Linked DNA regions of Homo sapiens: region 2 is linked to region 1. Evidence: read pairs that join two places in POLR2A ChIA-PET (ENCODE). Cell type or tissue: PC-9. All regions are shown on one strand. Each heading gives the region's core, and the rest is flanking DNA. Links, peaks and the distances in the headings are about the cores only. Region 1 holds the start of VGF (VGF nerve growth factor inducible). Region 2 overlaps TRIM56 (tripartite motif containing 56).

What was found. Peaks named below come from ENCODE experiments on the same cell type or tissue, not always from the same donor. Only the 100,000 strongest peaks of a DNase experiment are listed, where the experiment ranks them.
Region 2: POLR2A ChIA-PET joins it to region 1 with 11 read pairs; 10 of 35 experiments call an interaction of 5 or more read pairs at or near these places.

Annotation. Positions count from the first base shown.
Region 1 is chr7:101,156,492-101,170,175 of GRCh38, forward strand. It overlaps AP1S1 (adaptor related protein complex 1 subunit sigma 1), which reads left to right. Exons shown (of 5, transcript NM_001283.5): 2 at 103-281; 3 at 886-994; 4 at 2,568-2,705; 5 at 4,028-4,785. The coding sequence ends at 4,075. It overlaps VGF (VGF nerve growth factor inducible), which reads right to left and starts at 9,078. Exons shown (of 2, transcript NM_003378.4): 1 at 8,883-9,078; 2 at 6,018-8,372. The coding sequence starts at 8,352. The coding sequence ends at 6,505. It overlaps MIR4653 (microRNA 4653), which reads left to right and starts at 2,982; the gene lies at 2,982-3,064. RefSeq lists an enhancer at 1-1,069 and silencers at 6,247-6,336, 6,897-6,946, 7,107-7,246, 9,009-9,108, 12,323-12,493. In PC-9, for the core only: no CTCF peak of the experiment used is centred there; DNase peaks (open chromatin) are centred at 5,820, 7,100, 8,090, 9,160 and 2 weaker places; H3K4me3 peaks cover 4,267 bases; H3K27ac peaks cover 3,968 bases.
Region 2 is chr7:101,092,867-101,104,555 of GRCh38, forward strand. It overlaps TRIM56 (tripartite motif containing 56), which reads left to right. Exons shown (of 3, transcript NM_030961.3): 3 at 1-5,101. Among named protein-coding and RNA genes, the nearest start is that of TRIM56, 13 kb to the left of the region's middle. RefSeq lists enhancers at 6,526-7,233, 7,234-7,941, 7,302-7,596, 7,349-7,493, 7,394-7,538 and cis regulatory regions at 7,416-7,426, 7,461-7,471. In PC-9, for the core only: no CTCF peak of the experiment used is centred there; DNase peaks (open chromatin) are centred at 7,465, 8,185 and 10,455; H3K4me3 peaks cover 1,833 bases; H3K27ac peaks cover 5,318 bases.

The sequences.
Region 1 (13,684 bases), core at 1,951-9,950:
GAGCAAGGGGCTGGATGTTGGAAGAAAGTAGAGAAGAATTAGCTGGAGATAAGTTTGGGGAATGTGTGGTTACCCTCGGTTCTGCCCTCCCATCCCCCACAGATGCGGTTCATGCTATTATTCAGCCGGCAGGGAAAACTGCGGCTGCAAAAATGGTACCTGGCCACTTCGGACAAGGAACGGAAGAAGATGGTGCGCGAGCTCATGCAGGTTGTCCTGGCTCGAAAGCCCAAGATGTGCAGCTTCCTGGAGTGGAGGGACCTCAAAGTTGTCTATAAGAGGTGACTCCCCACCTACTTTCAGACCTGCCTAGATTCAAGTTGGGCAGTGGGTTAAAATGTCTGAGAAATGGTCGTCCTGTAGGTCAGGGAGACCTGGGAGCTGAGGACATCTGGAGGACAGTAATGAATGTCAGCTTCCTTTTTTTTTTTTTTTTTTCTCCCCAAACTCTTAAAGAAGTTCTTGTTTACCACTTGGTTTTGCTCACGTGCAACACCTGCCTCACTCACGTGTCCCTTTGGGCCCTGTCTTGCCCCACTGCGCATGTCCCTTGCAGTCAAAGGTCCTGCCCTACTTTTCCTAACACACACGCACACACACACCCTTTCCGGTTCCTTCTCCTCGGAGCAGGTAAATTACTTGGCTCAGGTTTTTGCTGAGTCAAACTTAGGAGGTCAGAGGGCAGGAAGGAAAAAGCATGCGTTCTTTGCATGTTTTTAAGACAGCACAAAGAGGCAGGTGAGTTACTCTTTACATGCCCTAGGGCCACCTCACCTGTGGCCAGCCAGGGCACAGACCACCTCCAGGCTGGTGAGAGGTTTGAGACCAGAATGCCTGGGTCCTGAAGCAAGCTTGTAGCGATGTCTCATGCGCTCCTCTCCGCAGATATGCCAGCCTCTACTTCTGCTGCGCCATCGAGGGCCAAGACAATGAGCTCATCACACTGGAGCTGATCCACCGATACGTGGAGCTCTTAGACAAATACTTTGGCAGTGTAAGTCTCCTCTGCCCACCAGTTTCCATTCCCAGCAATCCCCTTTGGTAATCCACCAAACTTTGAGGCCCCTCCAGTCTCTGCCCTGGAAGTTTCAGGGGAGAGGTGAAGTTGGAGCAGTAAGAACAGTAATTAATTTCCCTTTTTAAGCTTTAAGCCTATTAACCATGTCCCATAATCGTCCCTGAGTGGGGAAACTGGGGGCAGGATCAGGCACTTAATCTCCACTTAGAGCTTAGCTCGGACTTTTCACACAGAGACCAAGTTCAGATGTTTTGATTAGTTCAAATTTTTATTTTTTTAGAGACACAGTCTCACCCTATCACCTGGAGGAATGCCGCCTATGGCTGGAGTGCAGTGGCACAATCGTAGCTCACTGCAGCCTTAACCTCTGGGCTCAAGCCATCCTCCTGCCTCAGTCCCCTGAGGAGGTGGGACTGCAGGTGCACACCACTATGCCCAGCTAATTTTTGTATTTTTTTTTTTAAGAGATGAGGTCTTGCTATGTTGCCCAGGCTGGGTCTCTAACTCTGGGGCTCAAGTGATCCTCCCACCTCAGCCTCCCAAAGTCTGGGATTATAGGCGTGAGCCACTGTACCCAGCCCCATATTCAGATTTTTATCACTGGTTGCTGATCTTGGATTTGCATTGGAGTTTTCTGGAGAATTTTTTTGAATGGCAATGTCCAGGTTCCACTCCCAGAGATTCTGAATTAACTTATCTGAGGGACAGCTCAGATCTTAGATGGGGCGTAGTAGTAACTCCATAATTTGTGTTATAAAGTGCTTTTGCGTCCTCTCGTTTGCTCCTTATCCCATCCTAGCAGTAGGTGTTGGTATCCCCATTTTTGAGGCCAGAAAACTGAGACTTAGAGATGTTTCATGACTTGTTTAGCTAGATGGTTAGTGGCAGAGCCCTGCTTGGAACTCAAGTCTTCCACCCCATGGTCCAGAATTCCCTCTTTCCCTGCCCCACAGTGTCCAGGAAGCGGGGCTACCACAGCCTTTGGTGGGAAGAACGTCACAGATTTTGGGGGGAAGGCAAGGGGAACCATAGACAAAGGTAGATAAGGCAACTAATGTTTCATGATCAGGAGGAAAGATGCAAGAGGAAGAGGGAAAAAAACTGATCCAAGGCAAGGCGCGGTGGCTCACGCCTGTGATCCCAGCATTTTGGGAAGCTGAGGCAGGTGGGTCACTTGAGGCCAGAAGTTCGAGACCAGCCTGGCCAACATGGCAAGACCCTATCTCTACAAAATATTTTAAAAATGAGGTGGGCGTGATAGCATGCACCTGTAGTCCCAGCTACTCAGGAAGCTGAGGCAGGAGGATCACTTGAGCCCAGGAGTTTGAGGCTGCAGTGAGCTGTGATCATGCCACTGCACTGCAGCCTGGACGACAGAGCAAGAGACCCTGTCTCTAACAAAATAACGAAACAAAAAAACTGAAAAAGCTGACCAATGACTAAGGCTTGGAGGTTGGGGGCAGAACCCAAGGTGGGAGGCACGGTCTTGAAAAGGAAGTGGCTCCAGTTGCCCCTCCATGCTCAACTTAGCCTCTCCCCGCCCTCCCAGGTGTGCGAGCTGGACATCATCTTCAACTTTGAGAAGGCCTACTTCATCCTGGATGAGTTTTTGATGGGGGGGGATGTCCAGGACACCTCCAAGAAGAGTGTGCTGAAAGCCATCGAGCAGGCTGACCTACTGCAAGAGGTACGGGCCAGGGACAGTGAGGAGGAGGAGGAAGCGCACAGTGGCGGACAGGGTCCTCCCTCCCCTGGACACCCGGCCTGCCCTGCCCACCGTCGCCAAGGAGCCCCCCCTCCCTGTGGTATCTGACCCCCACCACGCCCAGCTCTCCAGCTTACTCTCAAGCCCTGACCCCATGGGGTGGGAGGTAGGGTGGCAGATAGCCCACCTGTGCACCCCTCATTCCAAGCTCTGTCCTTCTCCCAAGCCCCCAGATGTCTCGTGGCCACCCAGTCTCCTTTGTCCAATTCTCTGAGCAAGGCTTAACACCAAAGGGTTAAGGGTTTGCTCTGGAGTTAAGGGTTGCTTGGAGAATTGGAGAAGGGGCACCTGGTAGGTCATTCTTTTCTTCCCTGATTTCTTCCCCCACCTCTCTTTTTTTTTTCTTTTTTTTTTTTTTAACACACACATACTCCAAAGCCTCTGCGTCTCAGGAGGAAAAGGCTATGGGGATTTGGGGGCTGGCAGAGGGCACCTGGATGTTGGTTCTCCCTGCTCCCCAGCGCCCCCGCCCTCACCCCATTACTGCCTGCCCCCTCTCTGCTGTGCCATCACCGAGCCCTGGTGCAGGGAGATGAGTCACCGGAATCTGCAGTGATGAGCGAGCCCGGCCTGAGCTGGCTCTGAGGAGGGGGAGAGATGGGGGGCGAGGGAGGGCTCATCTTTGCAGTGGGAGAGAGGGCAGAACTGAACTTGCCACCTCACTGGTCGAGCTTCACCTTCCCACACACGCACACACACACACCCTGGCGCGCACACACACACACACACACACATGCCCTGGCACACACACCCATCGTGTCACCAGTGTTGCGCTCAGACCCTAATGACGCATCTCCCTGCAGCCTGGTTCACCTTCCCTCAGGGACCTGGCACTCACCTCCCTCTGCCTTTTCCCCACTCTGAAAAACAGGACCCAGTCAGCTGTACCCCCCAGGGCCCCAGAAAGATCCCCCACCTCCTTGTCCCGGCTTCACTCCCTTTACCCCCAGGTGTCAAGGCGGGGCCCCTGCTTACCAAGGTCCTGGCTTTGGGTTCTCTGGGTGGTGACGGACTCAACCTGGACCCCCCCTGCCACTGTTGGCTGGCTCTGGGGCTGGCCCTGGGAGGCTGGTGGGTGCCCCATGAAGGGCTCACTGGTCCGGCCTTGGGCTCACATTGGCTTCTCTCCCCCTCCCCCGTGTCTGTGCCTCCCCCGTCTGACTCTTCCTCGTGACTGCTGTCTTGCCCACCCTGTCGGCCTCTCCTGGTGTCTCTGCGTCACCCTCTGTCTGTCTCTGCCTTAGGAGGATGAGTCGCCACGGAGTGTGCTGGAGGAGATGGGTTTGGCATAGCCCCTGCTGGGCCGGGGTGTGGCGATGGGGTCCTGGCAGCGTGGCGGGAACGGCTGCTTCTCCTCTGCCCAGGGCCCTGTTCTTGGTGGGACTCGGCTGCCCCTCCTCTGCTGCCTCACCTTTCGGAGTGAGCTGTGGGCTCAGGCCCTTCAAACATTCCCTCCCTCCACCCCCTACCTCCACTTTCCCCTTTTCCCACTGAAGGTTTTAGAAGCTAGGAGGCAGGAAAATGTGACCCAGATGGGGGTGCTATTTGGCTTTTATTCCCTGCCTTTGCAGAACTGATGTCACCCCAGATGTCCTTCCCTCCCTAATAACTGTAAATATATAAATATGTCAGGTTAAAGGGAAAAGGTGTTCAGGGCACTTCTTGTCCTCTCTGTCCCATAACCTACCTCCACCCTCCCCCTAGCCAGCCAGGCAGCTTCTCTGCCTGGGAGGGGAGCCTGGACCCCCCTCTTTCTCCTTGGCTGCAGTGGGGCCTTTATCCAGTGCCAGGGAGGAACAACATAGTTAATTTTTTTCTAACCTTGCCACTTTGAGGGAAGGAAGGGTTGGGGGAAGGGCAAGCTTTATGGGACCCTGGTCCTGGCCCTGGCCTTTCACTCCAGTTCTGGGTGAGGCAGGAGCTGGGAGGGGTGGGGAGGGGGAGGGGGAAGTGTCTGCCTTTATGTCCTTTCTTCTGAAATAAAAGTAAAAGCATTTCTGGACTTTGCTGGCCTTGGGCTCTGTGAAGGAAGGCAGGGCTGCTGGCATCATCGGGAGGCCAAGGGGATCCTGCCAGCCTTGGGAAGAAACGGAGAGCACGCAGTTAAATGAGAATTCCAGATACACAACAAATCATTTTAGGGATAAATGTGTTGCATGCAGTGTTTGGGACACATTTAACTCTAAAACTGCATCTGTTGTGTATCTGGAATTTCAGATTTCATTTCCTGTATTTTATCTGGCCACCCTACCTTAAACGGATTTTTATGCCCAATGCGTCTCCAAACGGGCTGCCCCCAACTCCCTGAGCTGCCTTTATGGAAGGAGGAGCAACTCTTCAGGATGCGGGTCTGTTGTGGGTGATTTCGTTTGCCCAGTTTAGTTTTATTTGAATCAGTTCACAAGTACCTGCGATTAGAAAAGGCTTAAGATGGGAGGCCAAGGTGGGGAGGTCGCTTGAGCCCAGGAGTTCCAGACCAGCTGAGCAAGCTGGCAAAACCTCATCCCTACAAAAAATGCAAACATTAGCTGGGCATAATGGTGCACACTTGTAGTCCCAGCTACTCAGGAGGTTGGGGTAGGAGGATCACTTGAGCCCAGGAAGTCGAGGTTGCAGTGAGCTGTGATTGCACCACTGCACTCCAGCCTGGGCAACATAGTGAGACCCTGTCTCAAAAAAAAAAAAAAAAAAAAAGTTAAGAAGTGGCTTTAGCCAGCATGTCTCTGTGGCTGCCACTCCCTCCTCCCCGCATTTCTTGCAAAGTACCTAGGACCAGGAATGTAGGGATCAGTGGAGGGAGGTGGGTGGGTGAACACAGGAAACTCCGGCATTACCCGCGCGGCCCCAGGATCTTGGGAAAAAGGAGCCCACTGGCACCCAGAGTTGTGGCACCTTCTGCGGGTCGCCTTTTTCTTTTGAACCAGAGGTCGCTGGACTGATCGCAGACAATTGGCTCTTTTATTGCATTCCGCTGGGCCTCTCTCTGTCAAGCCCTGGGGAAAGATGACTTTACCACCAGCCCCCAAGCTGGAAGTGGAATTTCGGGTTTCTTAATGGGTGCGAGCCACATTCTTCTCCTCTAAAAACAGTTTGAGGACTTTCCCCACTTACCCCTTGCCTTAGTTTGGGGGCAGGAAGCAGGAGGAGACGGGGACTGTGGCTGGCGCTTCCCTCACCGCCCCTTGGGAAGGACCACACAGGCCCAAGGGGACGGGTGAATAACCGAGAACAAAGTCCTAATAAAATAGTCACTTTTATTTCTTAGCAAAACTATTTCCTCCGTGAGGGGTATTTACAACAGAGAAAGGAAAGAAGGGGTCAATTCACAGCGACTTGGAGAGGCTGGAGGGGCTCGTGGGAGGCCCGAAGGGCTGGAGACAGACACACTTCACACAATTAACTGGAACTGCTTTTTCCGGTTTCCGACGGGGACGTCCCCAGAGGGACTTGATGGGGCCGGGGCCCCGCGTGGCAAGGGAACTCGCACAAACCACCCGCCCTCCTGGGCTGGCCCCCGGTCACCCGCGGGTGAGCTCTGGGAGTTCGGGCTCAGGACCCGGGAGGGGGGTCTGGCAGGTCCCGACGCAGCCCGGGGACAGGGGCAGGGCCAAGGGGCAGGGCCGGGGCGCATGCAAACACCGAGGGGGAGCGGGCAACACGGAGGGGGGCGCCGGCGCGCGCGCGCGGCGGGGGCGCGCGGGGGCGGGACCGGGAAGGGCAGTCACGGGCGCCGGAGCAGCACGTGCTCGATGTAATTCTCCAGCTCCTCCTGCTCCTGCAGCCGGCGCTCCTCCGCCTCCGCCTCCTCCTGCGCGCGCCGCGCCTGGGCCTCCCGGCCGGGATAGTGGCGCGAAGGCGGCAAGGCGTGGTGGTAGTGGCGGCGGCGCAAGGCCGAGGGCGGCTGCAGTGTCCGCGGCCGGATGTAGTTGGGGAAAGGGTGGTACGGCCCTGGCGGGTACACCTCGTCCTCCTCCCGATCCCAGGGCGGGAGCACCTCGTTCCAGTCCGGCAGCTCGTCTCGTGCGGGAGCGGGGGCGGGGGGCGGGGGCTGCGGGGAGCGGACGTGGGTGGGGGCGGGGGCGGCACGGGGGGGCGGCACGGGCTCGGGAGGGGCGTTCTTCTTCCGCTTCCGCTTCTCCTCCACCTCCTCGATGATGCTGACCACGTCGTCCGCTGGCAGGTGGAGTTTGGTGGACAGCTCAATGAGGCTGTCGATCGTCTGCGGATCCATCTCCTCGTCGTCCTCCTCCTCCCCGCCCTCCTCTGTCCCCTCGGCCTCCTTCCGCCGGTGGCCCGGCGTCTCCTCCTGGGAGCGCTTGTCCTCGGCGCCGGCTTCCCCGTCCTCCTCCTCCGCGAACAGGAGCGCGTTCTGCCGCGCCCTCTCCGCCTCCTCCGCCTCTGCCTCCGCCTCGGCCGCCTCCTCATCCTCTTCCCCCACCCTCTCCTCCCCGCCGCGTCTCTCCTGCTCCGCCTCCTCCTCCTCCCTTGCACTCTCTCGCTCCTCCGCCGCCTCCTGCAGCCCCCGACCCCCGAGGCCGCGCTGCCGGGCCCCGCCCTGCAGCAAATACTGGAGCAGCAGGTCCGAGGCGAGGTCGGCCAGCCGCTCTTCCTGCGCCGCGGCCTGCCGCGTGGCCTCCGCCTGCCGCCGCCCGGCCTCCACCTGCGCCAGCCCTTGCTGGAGAAGGCGCTCGCCCGCCTCGGAGCCGCCCAGGAGTGCGCTCTCCGGCCGGCGCGCCTTGGGGAACGGGGCGGCCACGCCTTGGTACGCCTTGGACAGGGGTGCCAATGCCTCGCCTAGGTGTGTTTTGGGGGAGGACACTCCTTCCCCGAACTTGTGGGTTTCGGGAAGGGGCCCGCTGTCGGGCATACGCGCCTGGAATTGAGAGGGGGCCGGGGGCGGCAGGGGCGCGCGCTCCGGGACACGCGCCTGGAACTCTCCCCAGGAAGCGCGCCATACGCGCTCTGGCCCCGGGCTCTCCAGATTCACTCGGGTCAGCGTGTGCGTGCGGGTTTCCGTCTCTGCTGCCGCCGTCTCCTGCTGGCGCTTGGCGCTACTTGGACTGAAATCTCGCAGTTCCTGGAGCAGGGACGCTAGCGCCTCGAGCTCCTCGGAGGGATCGCTCGCCTCGGGCCCATTCTCCGGAGTCTGAGGGCGAGGCGGAGCCGCGGGCTCCGGGCTCTCCGGCGCCGGGAGGCTGTGGGTCTGGCTGCGCACGGTCTCGGTCAGCAGAGCTTCAGCTGCTTCTTCCTCCGGCCCCTGCTGGGAGCCGCTTGGTGCCGGGGGTGAGGCGGGACGGTCGAGTGCCTGCAGCAGCACCGCGGCCAGCGCCCGGGGATCCACGCCCTGGAAAAGCTCTCCCTCGTCCTGCGGCTCGGAATTCCGAGCGCCTCGGACCTCTGGGGCGCTGCCATCCTTTGGCCCGGGCACTGCGTCCCCGGCTACCGGCTCTTTATGCTCAGAGCTGAGAGGAGGAGGCTGCGCCTCAGGGCGACCAGGGGGTGCTGCCCCTAACCCGTTGATCAGCAGAAGGCAGAAGAGGGCGGAAGCCGACAATCTGAGGGCTTTCATGACCAAGAGGCTGCCGGAGACTGAAAAATAGAAGGGACCAAAAAAAGAGGATTTCTGTAAGAATTCCCCTCTCTAGGTCTACGTTCCCTTCCCCCACCTTTCAGCAGGAAACCCGGGGCTTCCCTGATCCCCCAAACCTTACCCAGAAGAGGAACGTTTAGGAGCAAAGGAGGAAGATGTTGTGCCGATCTCTGGAGCCGTGTAAATGGGAAAATAACCCCCGAAGCCCTCGCTTACCCAGGGCCTCCTCGGCCCCTTCCCTGAGCCATCTCACTGCCATCGCCCACGTACTAAGCAGCAGCAATATGGGGGAAAAAAAAATCTCTGCTCCCTCCCCGTAGGACTCCCCGGATGGTGCGTGGGCGACTTCAGCAGCAAGAGAAAAAGCTGCGACTCCCCCGTTTACCGGGGACCCTTACCAGGGGGCTCCCCGCTGTGTTTGCAACACCCCCATCGAGAGGAGAGAGAACCCTCCCTCACGCCCACGGCTGGCTGCCGAGGGTTTGAGGGACGAACAGCGGAGTATTTACCAGCTGGTGTCACGACGCGAGAGGTGGAGAGGAGGGTCGGGGCAGGGTGGGGACAGGGGAAGATCGGGACGCGTCCGCCTCGGCTCCGAGCGGTGGCCGGGGTAGGAGCGACGGTCGAGGTCTGGCGTCCCGTGGGCTGGGCTCAGCTGGGTCGGCGCGGCTCCGGGCGGCTAGCTCGCTCCGGCTTCAGCACGCTGGACAGCGCCCGCGCCTCCACCGCCTTATAAAGGGGAGCGCGCGGGGTCACGTGGGCGCGCCCCGCCCCATTGACGTCAATGTTCATTCATGGGGAAGCGGGCGGCCGCCCGGAGGAGGAAGGACGCCCGACGATTGGAGGGTGCCTGCCTCTCCCGGCCTGCGCCTGCGCGCTGGGGCCTTCGGCTGAAGGGGTGTGCGCTAGCGGAGCTCCGGGAAATGAATGAATGAATGAATGAATGAAATGCTGAAGCGGGCAGGGCGGGGGGCTATGAATGAATGAAGGAGGGACGAGGAGAAAAGGATGAATGAATGAATGGGAGAATGAATGGAAGGGTGGATGCAGAGGCGCTGGAAGGCGGGAGGGTGGGTTGCAGAGCAACTTGGAGCTGCTGGATGGAGCCCGCGTTGCTGAGTGGAATAGAAAAAGGGTAGTCCCAGCGTCTGACTGGGCACCAGTGGGAGCTCAATACTGGGGAGGGGAAGGATAAAGATTCAAGAGCCGACCAGGGGGCCGGGTTCCCCACCCCGAGACCACGCGCCCAAGGACGGCGTGAACCTGAGTGCAGAGGGACAGATCTGCACGCCTGCGGGCGCTGTCCGCGAATCGGCAGTGCGGGTGGCAGCCCCCTGACAGGGGCAGATGGGTGGATCTTGCGGTTTTGGTAATCCCATCGGGAAGGGTCCGAGTCGGAAGAGAAAAGGGAAAGAATGAGGATGTGTGTGCCTCTGGGTCGTGTCTGTTTCACGATCCGTGCTGTGTCTGGAGAAAAAGGTGTGTCTGTCCTTCTGTCCCCTGACTGCCGCTTGTGTCAAGGCCCCCCGCTGTGCCCCCTTCGGCCCATCTCTTCCCACACTCCCCCAGTCGCTTTCCCTCCTGCCGCTCCCCTCCCCCAAGGACGTTTGGAGGGCGAGACCAGAGCAGGTGGGGAGGGGGTTGCGCAGGTGGGGGGGGGGTGACTCAACTCCAGCTCTCTCCACCGCTTAAAGGGAAGGTTTGAACGCGATGGGAGGGGGACCTGCAACGTCAGAGATAGCCCCTCTCTGCCACCAGCCCCTTCGACCGTATCTCCTGCCAGAGAGGTTGGGGCTGGGGGCTTGGACAGCTAGAGGTTCCGGGGGTGGGGGGCGATGACGCACAGATTTGCGCAAAGAGAATCCATCAGAGAGCTGGGTCCGGTGAAGGGAGACCAGCCGTGGGCGGGGGTGGGGGGGAGGACGGAAATGGGGAGGGGGCAGGGGAGAGGAGAGGGTGGCAAGGGGGGCAGCCACTGCAGGAATGAAGGGGAGGGAGGGAGGAAGCCTGGAGGGGGCTGCGGTGCTGGCAGAGAGCGGTGCGGGGGCGTGGGCAGGGAAGGGGGGAATGACAATGACACACGCCAGACACACACGAACTGCGGACATAGGGGTGCTCGTGGGCACACGCAGGGCACCCGCACCCTGAGACTCTGGAAACCAAGGTCAGGGCTGTCTGTCAGGGTCTTAGAGACTCTTTCAGAAACGGTCCTCGCCCCCCTCCTCACCTCTTCCTGGCACTGACCCTCCTTCTAACCTCCCCCTCCCTACACACACACTCACGTGCTTTCTCTCTATAACCAGCAGTGGCTTCTCGCTTCCATCAGTGGCTCGACTTTCCCAGAAGAAAGCCCATCAGCTCTGCGGGGAAAGAAATGGGGAGGAGTGGAGAGGGAGAAAAGAGAGAAGAGATGGGGGCAGGGGAGGAGGAAGGAATGAAGGGATCTGGAACAGGTAGAAGGAGCAGGCTAAAGGAGAAAAAAAAACTGAGAACCAAGGTGACAGTGGAGATTCCAAAGAAAGGAGGGAAAAGAGGGGGTAGGAGACCCCGAGGCGATGCCTCCCATCCCCACGCACAACTAACCACGGCCTCCCCTCCTTCCTCTCCCCGCCCCCATGTCCCCTTCATCTTCCCAGCCTGGATACAGAGAGCAGTGGGATGGGGAGGGGGTCACGTTACCTTCCTGAGGAGGATGAATCAGAGAGAGATGGCTCAGACATCTGGAGAGGGGGAGGGGAAGCCATCCAAGAGAGAAGGGAGAGGGGAGGGAGGGAGCCAAGGGGGCTGACTGAGTGGCTGATGGGGATCAGAGACCAAGTTGCAAGATGAGAGAAGACGGGCACCTGGAGAAACTGTATTTGCCTGTTGGCTTGTGTATGCACACACACCTGCGTGTACATGTACATGGCTTGTGCATGTGTGTTTATGTGTGTATGGAGATGAATGAGATACATGGCCGGGGCGGGGAGAAAAAGAAAGGGAATGGGGGGAAGCAATTGTGTATTTAATCAGATCAAGAGTGGATGGGCATGGTAGTGTTTCCAATTTAACTATGTGATGTTCTATTCCAGTCTGTGTGGCTGTGTTTGTGTTTGCTTCCAGGTGTGGGTGTGTGTGCACGCGCGCGTGTGTGTGTGCTGGGTTGTTTTTTTTTGTTTTTTTTTTTTATCTCTTCTGCATGCCTGTATGCCCATGCAGTTTGGAGTCTTTGAGCACACCCAGTTCTGGGCATCCGCTGGTGTCCAAAAAGTGTGCCTGGCTTGGTGGTACACAACAATGTGTGTGTAAGCACACACATGCCCCCACTCCACATCCCTCCCTTCCTCCACTTAAGCTCACAAGCCCAGGAGAGTTTCTCAGAAATCAGCATCCCCAAGGCTCCAGTCGTCCTGTCGTGAGGGAGCGGGGTGGATATGAATGCCTGGGGCACAAAAGGCTTGGAGATTCCACAATCTGGGTCTTGACTCTGTCTGCATGGTCTCTGGACTCATTCTGTTTCTGCCTCTCTCCATCCCAGTTCCCTACCTGGGTCAGCTCATTCACACACTACTCGCCTCTACTGGGGGTGAGCTGTGCCCTTCATACCCTGCTGCCTCTAGGGGCTTCTGGACTGGGCACAGGTTCTTGGGATAGGGAAAGGAGGGAGACAGTAGAAAAAGAAAGAGAAGTGAAGAGACTGGGAGAGACAGAGTGCTGGAAAAGGCAGAGCCCATATGGGGACCTAGTTGGGGATGCCTGGTATTGGTTCTGACTTGTTTGTGTGAATCCATCATCTCTCTTTGTATTTGTTTCTAAATCTCCCTCCAAGAGGGTAGCTGGAGAAGATGGGGTCCAGCATCGTAGGGTTCCAAGCTGAAGATGTGGAAAACCAGGAGAGTGGGGAAGAGCACTGGGTCTTTTCCCTGAGAAGGTCTGGGAGAGAAAGAGAGAGCAGGGGCTTGTGGACCCCGAAGCTCACCGGTCCCCTCTTCTCCTCCCCCTCCCCCCAACCGGTGACTCACCTCTGCAGCCTTTAACTGCGTCAGCCATGGTGGAGGGGCAGGCAGGGAGGGGGCACTTTATGAGAGGGGAAGGGGTCTCCACTTTGAACTTACAGAAGATGCTGAAGGCCCCCTGAAAATTGCCCCATTTAGAACACACTCTTGCCCTATCCTCTCCCCATCCCAGAGCTGGGGAATCCTGGGGAAGGGACTGAGGGGTGGGCTGGGGGCTACGGGAGGGTCTGGAATGATGAGTGATGGGAAGGGGGTGCCCACCCTGATTTTTAGTCCTGAGGTCCCATTCGCCCTCAGACCCCCACCCACTCCTGAGTGGGGGAGGGGAGACCCAGCAAGCGGGGGAGGGCAACGCCGCAGAGATGAGTCACCAAGAAAGAGAGAGAGAAAGAGACAGAGATGGGGAGAGACACGAAGAGAGAGCCACTGGAGAGACTAACACACACACACACACACACACTCAAATACACACACAGACACACACACACCATCAAGGTGGTATCCACCAAGAGAAAGAAAACCACTTCTGTCATCCTGAACCAGCCTCCTTCAACTTCCACCTGTCACACACATAACACACTGTCCTACAGAATCACACTGAGATTCGGAGACACACCCACTTACACAAACACAATGTCACACCTAGCCTAGCAGTTACCCAGACCTAGGCTGGAGATGTGTGCAGGGCAATGGAGGTGTGCTCTAAGTGTTCTCACTCATTCCTTTTACCAGGTGGAGGGAGGGGCGCCAAAACCCTCAAGGAATGCGACTTCAGAGACCCAAGACGCGGTTGCAGGGACTCACAGGCTGCGCTGTGCACACTCGACAATACACACAAGTCGCCTGCCTCCCCGTCCACACGCACATAGTAACATATCAAGCATCGTCCTCATCAAAAAGCAACAGAAAAAAAACCACTTGAGGTACCTGATTCTGGGGTACACCAGGCACGTTGTCCCGAATCCATCCCACCCAGACACCCCCTGACTCGTACACACATGTACAGAAACGCAGACACACAAAGACGCCCACGGACACACTCACACGGACGAAAACCACCTTGTGCTGCCTTGCCCGCGTCCGCGCACGTCCTGGCGCCCCCGTGTGTTACTTTGGGGGATCGCAGTCTCCGCCAATCCAGAGCAGGCTTCGCGGGGGCGGTGCCCAGGCTCTCTCCACCTCCTCCACCCACCACGGGTTGCCCACCTAGAAAAGGGGAAAGCGATACCGGCTGGCCACGGGCAAGTCTGGAACTGGGGGTTAGATGCCTGGATCCTGGCTGATGGAAGCTGGTCTTGGATGCCAAGTGGGACTTG
Region 2 (11,689 bases), core at 3,690-11,689, 62 kb before region 1:
ATGACGATGGCGGTTTTGTGGAATAGAAAAGGGGGAAAGGTGGGGAAAAGATAGAGAAATCAGATTGTTGCCGTGTCTGTGTAGAAAGAAGTAGACATGGGAGACTTCATTTTGTTCTGTACTAAGAAAAATTCTTCTGCCTTGGGATGCTGTTAATCTAAGACCTTACCCCCAACCCCGTGCTCTCTGAAATATGTGCTGTGTCCACTCAGGGTTAAATGGATTAAGGGCGGTGCAAGATGTGCTTTGTTAAACAGATGCTTGAAGGCAGCATGCTCCTTAAGAGTCATCACCACTCCCTAATCTCAAGTACCCAGGGACACAAACACTGCGGAAGGCCGCAGGGTCGTCTGCCTAGGAAAACCAGAGACCTTTGTTCACTTGTTTATCTGCTGACCTTCCCTCCACTATTGTCCTATGACCCTGCCAAATCCCCCTCTGCGAGAAACACCCAAGAATGATCAATAAAAAATTAAAAAAAAAAAAAAAAAAAGAAAACCAAGAAGATGGGAAAACCATGCAGAATTGATTTGACGAGGAAAGCCTTGGTCTCTAATACATGCAATGACTAGAACAGTATTTGGTCAAAGAACCACATAAGCTCTGTACCCTGGAGGAAATGTATGCAGGCAAGGACTAGTAAAATAAAAAATAATAATAATTAAAAAAAAAAAAAAGAAAGGCTGGACGCGGTGGCTCACACCTGTAATCCCAGCACTTTGGGAGGCTGAGGTGGGTGGATCACCTGAGGTCAGGAGTTTGAGACCAGCCTGGCCACTACGGTGAAACCCCATCTCTACTAAAAATACAAAAATTACCCGGGTGTGGTGGCGCATGCCTGTAATCCCAGCTACTGGGGAGTCTGAGGCAGGAGACTCGCTTGAACCTGGGAGGCAGAGGGTGCAGCGAGCCGAGTTCACCCCATTGCACTCCAGCCTGGGTGTCACAGTGAGACTCTGTCTCAAAAAAATAATAAATAAATAATTAAATCCACTTGCAGTGGTCAAAAATAAATGTTAAATAAATGGGTGAGAAATCTTGCGGAGAAATAGACTCCTGGCACTATAAAAATGATCCTGGAGAATAATTTGGCTAGACTTTGCAAGAATGACAAAAATGATTATAAGAATCAGTTGTCTCACTTTGGGGAATACATTCTGGGAAAATAATGTAAGAGAAAAAATATTTGCATACAGACATTTGAGGCTGCTCTGTATATTACAGGCAAGAACTGGAAACTGTTCGGCTGCAGGGTGACAGCTAACTAGATTGTGGTTTATTAGGGGAATGAGCCTTTCTTTGTGTATGACAACTATGAAAACTATTGAGAAGAAATAGTTACGTGATACAGTCATAATCCTCAAAAACGGAGAATCAGGAATTATGATCAAATAGTGATAGTAACAAGGAAAACATCTGTCTAAATAATTACTGAGTAGAAATAGGTTCGGAATTTGTAAATAGTCATTAATTTGGGAGATTGGGGTTTTTTTTGTTTTGTTTTTTGTTTGTTTTTCATTATTTTGTGCTATTATTCATACGTGTACATTTCTACTTCAGTTTTTATTATCCATTACATAACATACATGCTTGATTATTTGCTTCAAGGAAATACACCTTTATAAGTAATACTCAATAACTACTGGGTTTGAGAATGAAGGTGTCAGAACGAATGAGATTGTCCTATGAAAGAAGAGGCAGGAGCCAGGGAGGAGGATCCCACCCGGCCGGGGCTCAGCCAGGAGGCAGGGCCATTGGGGCAGGGTGGCAGTCCAAGGAACCGCTCTGGGAAGGTTTGCAAAGGTCGGGGTCCCCCCTGCCAGGTGATCGAATTATCGTGGAGTGTCTGGAAGGCGGGGGAAGTTTTGTTGAGTTCACCAAATAACTCAGACCAACTGGAAACCAAGTGGAGTTTCTACAGGACCAACTAGAATAGGGATCAGCTACATGGGGGCGGGGGGAGGGGGGCAGGGAACGGTGTCTGTCTTCATTGCAGCTCTGTCTGCAGAGCCAGCACTGTGATACCTCATAGTAGGTGCTCAGTGAATGTCTGTGAAGTGAATTACTATCTAGACAAGGATGAGACTGGTATGACTCTCCAAAGCTTTCCCACCTCCAAAACCTCGGCTTGTGGGGAATCTCCAGTAGGGGGCACTGTGGACACGGTTCGCATCTGCCTCCCAAGGCTGGGCTCCGCGTCAAAAAAAAAAAAAAAAAATGAGACTGAGCCAGGTGCAGTGGTCACTCCTGTTATCTCAGCACTTTGCGTGGCCAAGGCGGGAGGATGTCTTGAGGCCAGGAGTTCAAGACTAGGCTGGGCAACATAGCAAGACCCCATCTCTACAAAAAAATTTTTAAATTAGCCAGAGGTGGTGGCATGCACCCGTAGTCCCAGCTGCTCGGGAGGCTGAGGCAGAAGATTGCTCGAGCCCAGGAGTTCAAGGCTGCAGTGAGCTCTGATTGTGCCACTGCACTCCAGCCTGAGTGACAGAGCAAAACCTGGTTTCCTAAGGGGGGGATAAAAGAGGGAGAGATGAGATCGGGGTGTCCCGCTTCTGTGCATGTGGAGGGGGTAACTGGGAACCGTGTACTGTAGGGGATCGCACACCTTGGGGTGGAAACAGCAGCTCTCCGGAGTTGCATGGGAGCCATGGGCAGTGGTCCTGGCTGGTGAAATGATTCTAGCCACGTGGCCCACCCAGGGGGCAAAACAATAGAAACCTTCAGAAATGAAACGTCACCTGGCTGCAAGAAGATAGTCCCACAGGCGCCCTAGAGATGGGGATGCCAAGTGGCTTCTCGGGAAGCTGTAAGAATCCACAGGGCATTGTAAGATGGAGGGAAATATTAAGTTTTCTTCGTAAAGAGGTGAGGGGGGCGAGAGCAGCAAAGGACACTGGAAAATGAGAAGCATGGATGGGAAGTGTTGCATTGAGCATAATTTGGAGGTAAAATCTCCAACACCGTAACTGAGTGGCCTGGGGACCTGATAGAAAGCCCTGCTCAGGACTAAGGCAGAGTTCCCAGTTATATCGCAGATACAAAGAGACCAGGAACACGCTTGTAATCACAGCACTTAGGGAGGCTGAGGCGGGTGGATGACCTGAGGTCAGGAGTTCGAGACCAGCCTAGCCAACATGGTGAAACCCCCATCTCTACTAAAAATACAAAAATTAGCCAGGCGTGGTGGCACATGCCTGTAATCCCAGCTACTCAGGAGGCTGAGGTGGGAGAATCGCTTGAGCCCGGGAGGCAGGGGTTGCAGCGAGCTGAGATCGTACCACTGCACTCCAGCCTGGGCAACAGAGTGAGACCCTGTCTCAAAAAGAAAAAAAAAAAAGAGAGAAATCAGGAACATCATGAAAGATACAGCAAAATGTTTTACCCCAGCCCACTGCACCACACCTGGGATTGTGACAATTAACTTGATAAATTGTTCCTTTTCCTGTTCGGAACTGACTAGGTTGTGCGTGGATGGACCAGTGAAAAGAAAATCCTGTTTGGGTAGGGAAGAGGGAAGTAGAAAACCTCTTTCGTATTCTTGGTGTCAAGAAATGGGAAGAGAATGAGGGAGCAGAGACCTGGGTTGAGTGTTGGCTCTGCACTAAACAGCTGTGTGATCTTGGTCTAGTGCCTTAACCTCTCTGAGCCTCAGTTTGTACATCAGTAACATTGGGATAATGACATCCACATGCCCACTTCACAGAGCTGCTGTGAGGACTGGATGAGAAATGTAGAGAAGTATTTCGGACACCATAAAGCTCAAATACAAGGTGTTGGTTAGGAAAAGTTTCAACTGACTTGTACCCACCTGATACCCCTCCATCAGCATAAGCGTGTATGAGGATGTTAGGTACATGTGTTGTGAGTGAAAGCTCTGGAACACCCGAGTAGAGCTTTCTGCAAATCAGCTTCTCCTTCAGAGGAGACCATTTTGTTTTGCTTTCCAGCAGTTACTTGAAGAAGCCTTATCTGAAGTCACAACAGTGACTTCAGGAATAGAAGGGACCAATGGCCAGCTTGCTGAAATGTAATGCCATTCTTAAAAGCCAGCTAAGAATCAGACCGTATTAGTTAAGGACCCATAAGAGTAGACATTTAGAAAAAGTGAAAAATGGCAAGAGTGGCCCAATCTTTTGAGAGTTTAGAGAAAATATCATTTGGAAAGGGAGTAGCTCTCCTTCTATTTTAGCCTTATTATTACGGTATCTATAAAGCAATGCCATATTCTAAATCTGCAGAAATAAAATTCTAAGGGGCGAAAGTCCAAGGCAGAAGTCAAAAGTTTTGCAAGGAAACCGATGAGGTTGCTGACCTGAGCTGGGCAGGGTTGAACAGGCGAGTGCCAAGATCAAGGTCTCTGATTGTCTCTCCTTGAAAGGTAAGCAGAGAACTAGGGCTATCCCATAAATTAAGTGGGAGATTGGAAAGGGGTGCGGACTTCTGTATTGGGGAGAAGGTCTTGGATGAACTGGGGCAGAGAACTGCCAGAGAGAGTACCTAGGAATACGTTGTTAGCAGGAGAAAGACCAAGTTCAGATGCAGACTTGGGAAAGTAGGTAACTTGACCAAAGGTAGCAAAATTAGACTACCCAACTGGATTGTGAATGCAGTTTATGAAATGGATCAGGACAGGAGCAAAAATAGATTTTCTAGAAACTGCAGACTCCTGTGATTGGAGCAGTATACAAAGTACAGCAACATCAGACTAGATCTCACCTGAGGTGCTGGGTGAGAAATCTTAGGGACCAGATGGAAGAGGGCCTGTGTATAAAGACATTAGGAAGGAGGTTTGGGAGGGCAGCCTGACTTGTCTCCAGAGAAAGTTAGAACTGGTTGACTTAGCAACCAAGGGACACTGGGTCAAAGACGAGGAATCAGGACGTCGGTGCCTAGTGACTGAGCGCCAGCCCAGCCCATTTCTCTACATTGCCATGGGCTAAACCCAGTGTGCTGTAAACTCTTCAGTTCCTTTGGTTATGGATTTTGTATCTTTTCTGTGTTTCTTAATAAAGTTCTTTTGAAAAATGGGAACCTTTCTCAGATGGGAATTTTGTATCTTTCCTCTGTTTCTTAATAAAGTTCTTTTGAAAAATTGGAACCTTTTCTCAGAAGGGTTTATGGATACGGGGAACCTTTTTTTTTTTTTTTGAGACGGAGTTTCGCTCTTGTCGTCCAGGCTGGAGTGCAGTGGCACGATCTTGGCTCACTACAACCTCCACCTCCCAGGTTCAAGCAATTCTCCTGCCTCAGCCTCTTGAGTAGCTGGGATTATAGGCACAAGCCAACACGCCTGGCTAATTTTTGTACTTTTGGTAGAGACGGGGTTTCACCATGTTGACCAGGCTGGTCTAGAACTCCTGACCTCAAGTGATCCACCCGCCTCAGCCTCCCAAAGTGCTGGGATTACAGGCGTGAGCCACTGCACCCGGCTGGATACAGGGAACCTTTAACAACCAGGCCCAGATAGTGAAGGAAATCAGGTCATCAAAGCCACCCAATGGTAGGTAGCTCCCAGGGTGGCCACACAGATTCCTTGGGGACATTGCAGAAGCATGCACCTTCTGGGTGGGAACCAGTAGGTGATCTGGCCCATGCTGGCGCATGCAGGGCTCCACCTGGGCACACGCAGGTGTGATATGCAGGAAGTACATGAGGGACCCAGGTCATGGTGGCTGTGCCCACCACGTGGGGCTTTGTTTTGGGGTTTGTGGAAGCCAAACAAGCACCTGTGGGTACCTTCCCTTTTCTATTTTTTCTATTTATTTTTTTGAGACGGAGTCTCTCTCTGTCATCCAGGCTGGAGTGCAGTGGCGTAATCTCGGTTCACTGCAACCTCCACCTCCCGGGTTCAAGTGATTCTCCTGCCTCAGCCTCCCGAGTAGCTGAGATTACAGGCACCCACCACCATCCCCTGCTAATTTTTGTATTTTTAGTAGAGACAAGATTTCACCATATTAGCCAAGCTGGTCTCCAGCTCCTGACCTTGTGATCTGCCTGCCTTGTCCTCCCAAAGTGCTGGGATTACAGGCGTGAGCCACCGTACCTAGCCCCCTTTTTTTATTTTTTATTTTGTTTTTTGAGACAGGGTCTCACTTTGTCGCCCAGGCTGGAGGGCAGTGGTGCGATCTCGGCTCACTGCAGCCTCAACCTCCAGGGCTCAAATGATTCTCCTGTCTCAGTCCCTCAAGTAGCTGAGATTACAGGCACTCACGACCATACCTGGCTAATTTTTGTAGAGATGGCATTTTGCCATGTTGGTCAGGCTGCTCTCAAACTCCTGGGCTCAAGCGATCTGTCCGCCTCGGCCTCCCAAAGCACTGGGATTACAGGCGTGAGCCGCCGCATCCAGCTGCATCTGTGGGTACTTTCCAGCCTGTGGCATTTGGGGTCCTCCCTGCAGGGGGGGCGGGTTCTAGGAACATCTACCTACTGGCCAAACCCACTCCCCTAACCTGGTATCCAAGAGCCCCCAAAAAAGCTTCCTTCCTCTCCCCTCCAAGTTTTCCCAAAGAGGAAGAGGAATGATCTCAGCCTCTGGCCTCCCCATCAAATACAGGAGAACCGATAGCAGTGGCTGAGATCTTGCCTTCGCCTGCTCCCCATCCATTGACTCCCAGAAGCCTTCACATTCTGTTACATATGAGAAAACCAACCGAGGCTTGGCGAGGCTTGCTCAGAATAAGTCGATTTCAATTTAGACTGAGAACTGTCTGACTCCAAAGCTGCCCTTCCTAGCACCCAATGCCCAGTTCTCTGCCTTCTCAAGCAGCTCAAATCCTGGCCGAGTCACTTGAGCCTATCTGTATCTCTGTTTCCTCATTTATAAGATGAGTGAGTGGATGAAATAAGATCTGAGATGCTAAGCCGGGTACAGTGGCTCACGCCTGTAATCCCGGCACTTTGGGAGGCCAAGGTGGGCAGATCACCTGAGATTGGGAGTTGAAGACCAGCCTGACCAACATGGTGAAACCCCGTCTCTACTAAAAATACAAAATTAGCCAGGTGTGGTGTCGCATGCCTTTAATCCCAGCTACTTGGGAGGCTGAGGTAGGAGAATTGCTTGAACCCGGGAGGCAGAGGTTGCAGTGAGCCAAGATGGCACCTTTGCACTCCAGCCTGGGTAACAACAGTGAAACTCCATCTCAAAAAAAAAAAAAAAAAAGATCTGAGATGCTGCCCCGTGCTAATAAACCAGGCCCTGGTCCCTATTAGGAGAGGTCTGGAATTTTGACCTAAGGGGGGTGCTCAGAGACACACCATGCACCCTGCTGGCATCCTGTTCAAGGCCCCCAAGACGGAGATGGAGAGACACAATGACAAGCGGGGAGGGAATGCTTTGAATGGCTTGGCGGGGGAGAGGGCCCTCGGCTGCCGGTGACAGCCTGAATAAGAATTCTGCAATTCATCCTCTGATGACTCAGCTAGTTGGACCGGCGCCTCTGCCAACCCTGGGGAGCATGAGTCAGCAGCTGAGGGGGCCGATGGCAGGAGAGATCGCTGTGGTCCATGTGAGCAGTGACTGTAGGGAGAACGGCCTGTTCCCAGCTCCTAACCCCAAGGCGGAGCATCTGCCTCTGCGGTCGGACACACACGGGCCTCAGGTTCTTAGCCATGTGGCCAAGCCTCCTCCCTCAGACCCGATCTCTCCTCCTTTGCACTAGTGCAGTCACAGCCCCAGAAACGCAGGGGTCACGTCTGCTCCCCACAGCCTTGGTGAGCAGCCGTATCTGCAACAAGAGACTCTGCTCCTCCCTCCTCTTCACTCTTTCCGTGGGGTTAGATTGACCTCCCAAGCACAGCAACGAAGCCCATGCCGGAGAAGAGGAGAAGGAGGGACGTGGCGCAGGCCAGGTACATGGCTGGGCAGATGGCCACGGCGTCCTTCCCTGCTTCTGGGGGTTGGGGAATGGGTTTCTCGGGGGTTGATATTTTTGCTCAGGGGCCAACTCAGAAAACCTTCCTTCACACTTGGAAACAGCCGTATCTATGTTGCCTCCCGTGATCGTAGGTTAGGGACGGTCCATCCACTTATTCACTTATTAGAAGAAAACAGCCAAAGCAAGCCAAGGTGCAGCAGACCCCCGAGTCCAGAGAGCTGCTGGTGGCACAAGGCCGCAGAGTGAGGCGCACACGCAGACCTCACCCCCTCCAGCAATGCCTGCCTGCCATGCCTGGCAGCTCTGATCATCATCTAACTTTTTTTTTTTTTTTTTTGAGACAGAGTCTCTGTCACCCAGGCTGGAATGCAGTAGTGCAATCTCAGCTCACTGCAACCTCTATCTCCCAGGTCCAAGTGATTCTCCTGCCTCAGCCTCCTGAGCAGCTGGAATTACAGGCACCCGCCACCATGCCCAGCTATTTCTTCTATTTTTAGTAGAGACGGGGTTTCACTATGTTGGCCAGGCTGGTCTGGAACTCCTGACCTTTAGTGATCTGCCCGCCTCAGCCTCCCAGAGTACTGGGATCACAGGCATGAGCCACCGCACCCGGCTTCACTGCCTAACTTAGATTGTTCACATGCAGCTCCTTCCCTGCCTACAAAACCCTTCAGGAGGACAAGGGCTTCTAATTCATAGTGGGCACTCCATAATCAGGTATTTTGGAGATATCTATTGGTTGAAATAACGAATGAGTGAATGTATGCTAAAGCCTAGTCACTTTCGTTCAGATCGCATATACACTCCAGGGCAGGTGGCAACTCTATTGAGGGGGTGAGACCCTTCTGCAAAAGAGATTTATTAATTATTCCTTTCCTTGGAAGGGAGGCATGAGTAAGAATGAAGTTATTTAAGCTCAGTGGCTCATGCCTGTCATCCCAGAGCTTTGGGAGGCGAAGGAAGGAGGATTGCTTGAACCCAGGAGCTCGAGACCAACCTGAGCACTATAGCGAGACACCATCTCTACAAAAAGTTTAAAAATTGGCTGGGTGTGGTTGTGTGCACTTATAATCCCAGCTACTTGGGAGGCTGAGAGCAGGAGGATCGCTTGATCCTGGTAGGTGGAGGTTGCAGTAAACTGAGATTGTACCACTGTACTCCAGCCTGGGTGACAGAGCGAGACCCTGTCTCAAAACAAAACAAACAGAAAGATAATAACCCCTCCCTGCTGGGCTTTTTATTTTTCCATACCTCTCTAACCTTCTAACATACTCTACCCTTTCATTATGTATTCTGCTTATTGTTACCGATTTTCAACCCCTGTAGAATGCAAGCCCCATGAGGACGGGGGACTTTGTTTTGTTCACTGATAGGTCCGGAATAGTGCCTGGGCTATAGTACATGCAGAATGAGTGAATGAGTGAATGTATGCAGGAATGAGAGTGGGATGCAGTGTACATTTCCTCCCAGCCAGGCTCCTTTCTGCCTGCCATGCATACCACATGGATTCTCTTTTGGTCCTCTCAGGAATTCTATGTGGGGGGGGTATCACTCCCATCCCCATTTTATTTTTTTTATTTTTTTATTTTTGAGATGGAGTTTTGCTCTTTCGCCCAGGCTGGAGTGCAGTGGTGCGATCTCTGCTCACTGCAACCTCTGCCCCTCCAGGTTCAAGCGATTGTCCTGCCTCAGCCTTCCGAGTAGCTGGGATTACAGGCATGTGCCACCACACCCGGCTAATTTTTGTATTTTTAGTACAGACGGGATTTCACCATGTTGGTCAGGCTGCTCTCAAACTCCTGATCAGCCTCAAGTGATCCACCCGCCTCAGCTTCCCAAAGTGCCGGGATTACAGGCGTGAGCCACCACTCCTGACCATCCTCGTTTTAAAGATGAGGAAGGTAGCCGGGTGTGGTGGCTCATGCCTATAATCCCAGCACTTTGGGAGCCGTAGCCTGTGTATCGCTTGAGCCCAGGAGTTTGAGACCAGCCTGGGGAACATGGTGAAATCCCATCTCTACAAAAAATACAAAAAATTAGCCAGGTGTTGTGGCGTGTACCTGTAGTCTCAGCTACTTGGGAGGCCGAATTGGGAGGATCATCTGAGTCCGGGAGGTTGAGGCTGCGGTGAGCCATGATTATACCACTGCACTCCATCCTGGGCTACAGAGCTAGACCCTGTCTCAAAAACAAACAACCAAAGAAATAGGCAGCGTGCGGTGGTTCACGCCTGTAAACCCAGCACTTTAGGAGGCCAAGGCGGGAGGATCACAAGGTCAGGAGTTCGAGACCAGCCTGGCCAATATGGTGAAACCCCGTCTCTACTAAAAATACAAAAAAAAGTTAGCTGGACTTGGTGGCAGACGCTTGTAATCCCAACTACTCGGGAGGCTGAGGCAGGAGAATTGCTTGAACCCGGGAGGTGGAGATTGCAGTGAACTGAGATCACGCCACTGCACTCCAGCCTGGTGACAGAGCAAGACTCTGTCTCGAAAACAAACAAACAAAAAAACCATGAGGAAGGTGAGGCTAGAGAGATTATGCAACAAGGTCACCAGTAGTTAGGCAGAGGTGAAAGTCCACATGGCCACTCCTGGGCCAACTTCACCACACCCTGGGGGTCTGCACGAGAGACCTTCTGGGAATGCCACACCCCACTTAATCTGCCCAGGGTATTTCTCTATCTCCCTGCCCACCAATTTCATATGTGATCCCATTCCATCCCACAAAATATATCTGTGCCCTGAGGTACAGTTTCCCCTCAGCTAAGATTTTTTCCTGGTAGGAAAACAGGGAGTTCATGGAGACATAGAGGCAGCCTAGGACTGGGCAGGTGAGGTGTAAGGAGAGTGGGTCTGGGTTCAAGCTGGCCCGAGGCTCCCAGGCCTGGCACCCCCTGCCTTCCACCTGCAGAACAGGTCTTCAGAGGGAGGTATGTCTTGGAGCAGAGGGTTTTTGGGGTGGGCAGAGCTGTCCCTACAAGTTCAGCTCCAGGCAGCAGGAAATCCACAGAAATGTGAACAGGGGTTGGGTGCGGTGGCTCACGCCTATAATCCCAGCACTTTGGGAGGGCCAGGCGGGCAGATCATTTGAGGTCAGGAGTTGAAGACCAACCTGGTCAACATGGTAAAACGTCATCTCTACTAAAAATACAAAAATCAGGCTGGGCGCAGTGGCTCATGCCTGTAATTCCAGCACTTTAGGAGGCCATGGCGGGTGGATCACTTGAGGTCAGGACCAGCCTGGCCAACATGGTGAAACCCCATTTCTACTAAAAACAGAAAAATTAGCCGGGCCTGGTGGCACACGCCTGTAATCCCCGCTACTCGGGGGGCTGAGGCTCAAGAATTGCTTGAACCGGGAGGTGAAGTTTGCAGCAAACTGAGATCGCGCCATTGCACTCTAGCCTGGGCGGCAGAGTGAGACTCTATCTCAAGAAAAAACAAAAAACAGAAAAACAAAAACAAACAAACAAAAAATTGGCCAGATTAAGTGGGGTGTGGCTTCCCCGGAAGCCTTCATGCGCAGGCTTTGCCAGGGCTGACAAAGTTGTCCCAGGCTGGCCACGTGGGCTTTGATCTCTCCCCAACTATTTGCTCCCGTGTGATCCCTGGAGAGAGGAATGGAGACACTTGAATATCAGCAACAGGGGGCAGGATGCAGATCCTCCCTGCTCAGGAAGACACGCGTGGGTGTCTCCACCCACGGGAGAGCCTGTTGCAGGCGCCGGAGAGAGCTCCTGGTGCCTCCTGTGGGGGCTCCTGCACTTGGCCAGGGAAGGGCCTCCTCTTTGGTGTTTTTTTTTTTTT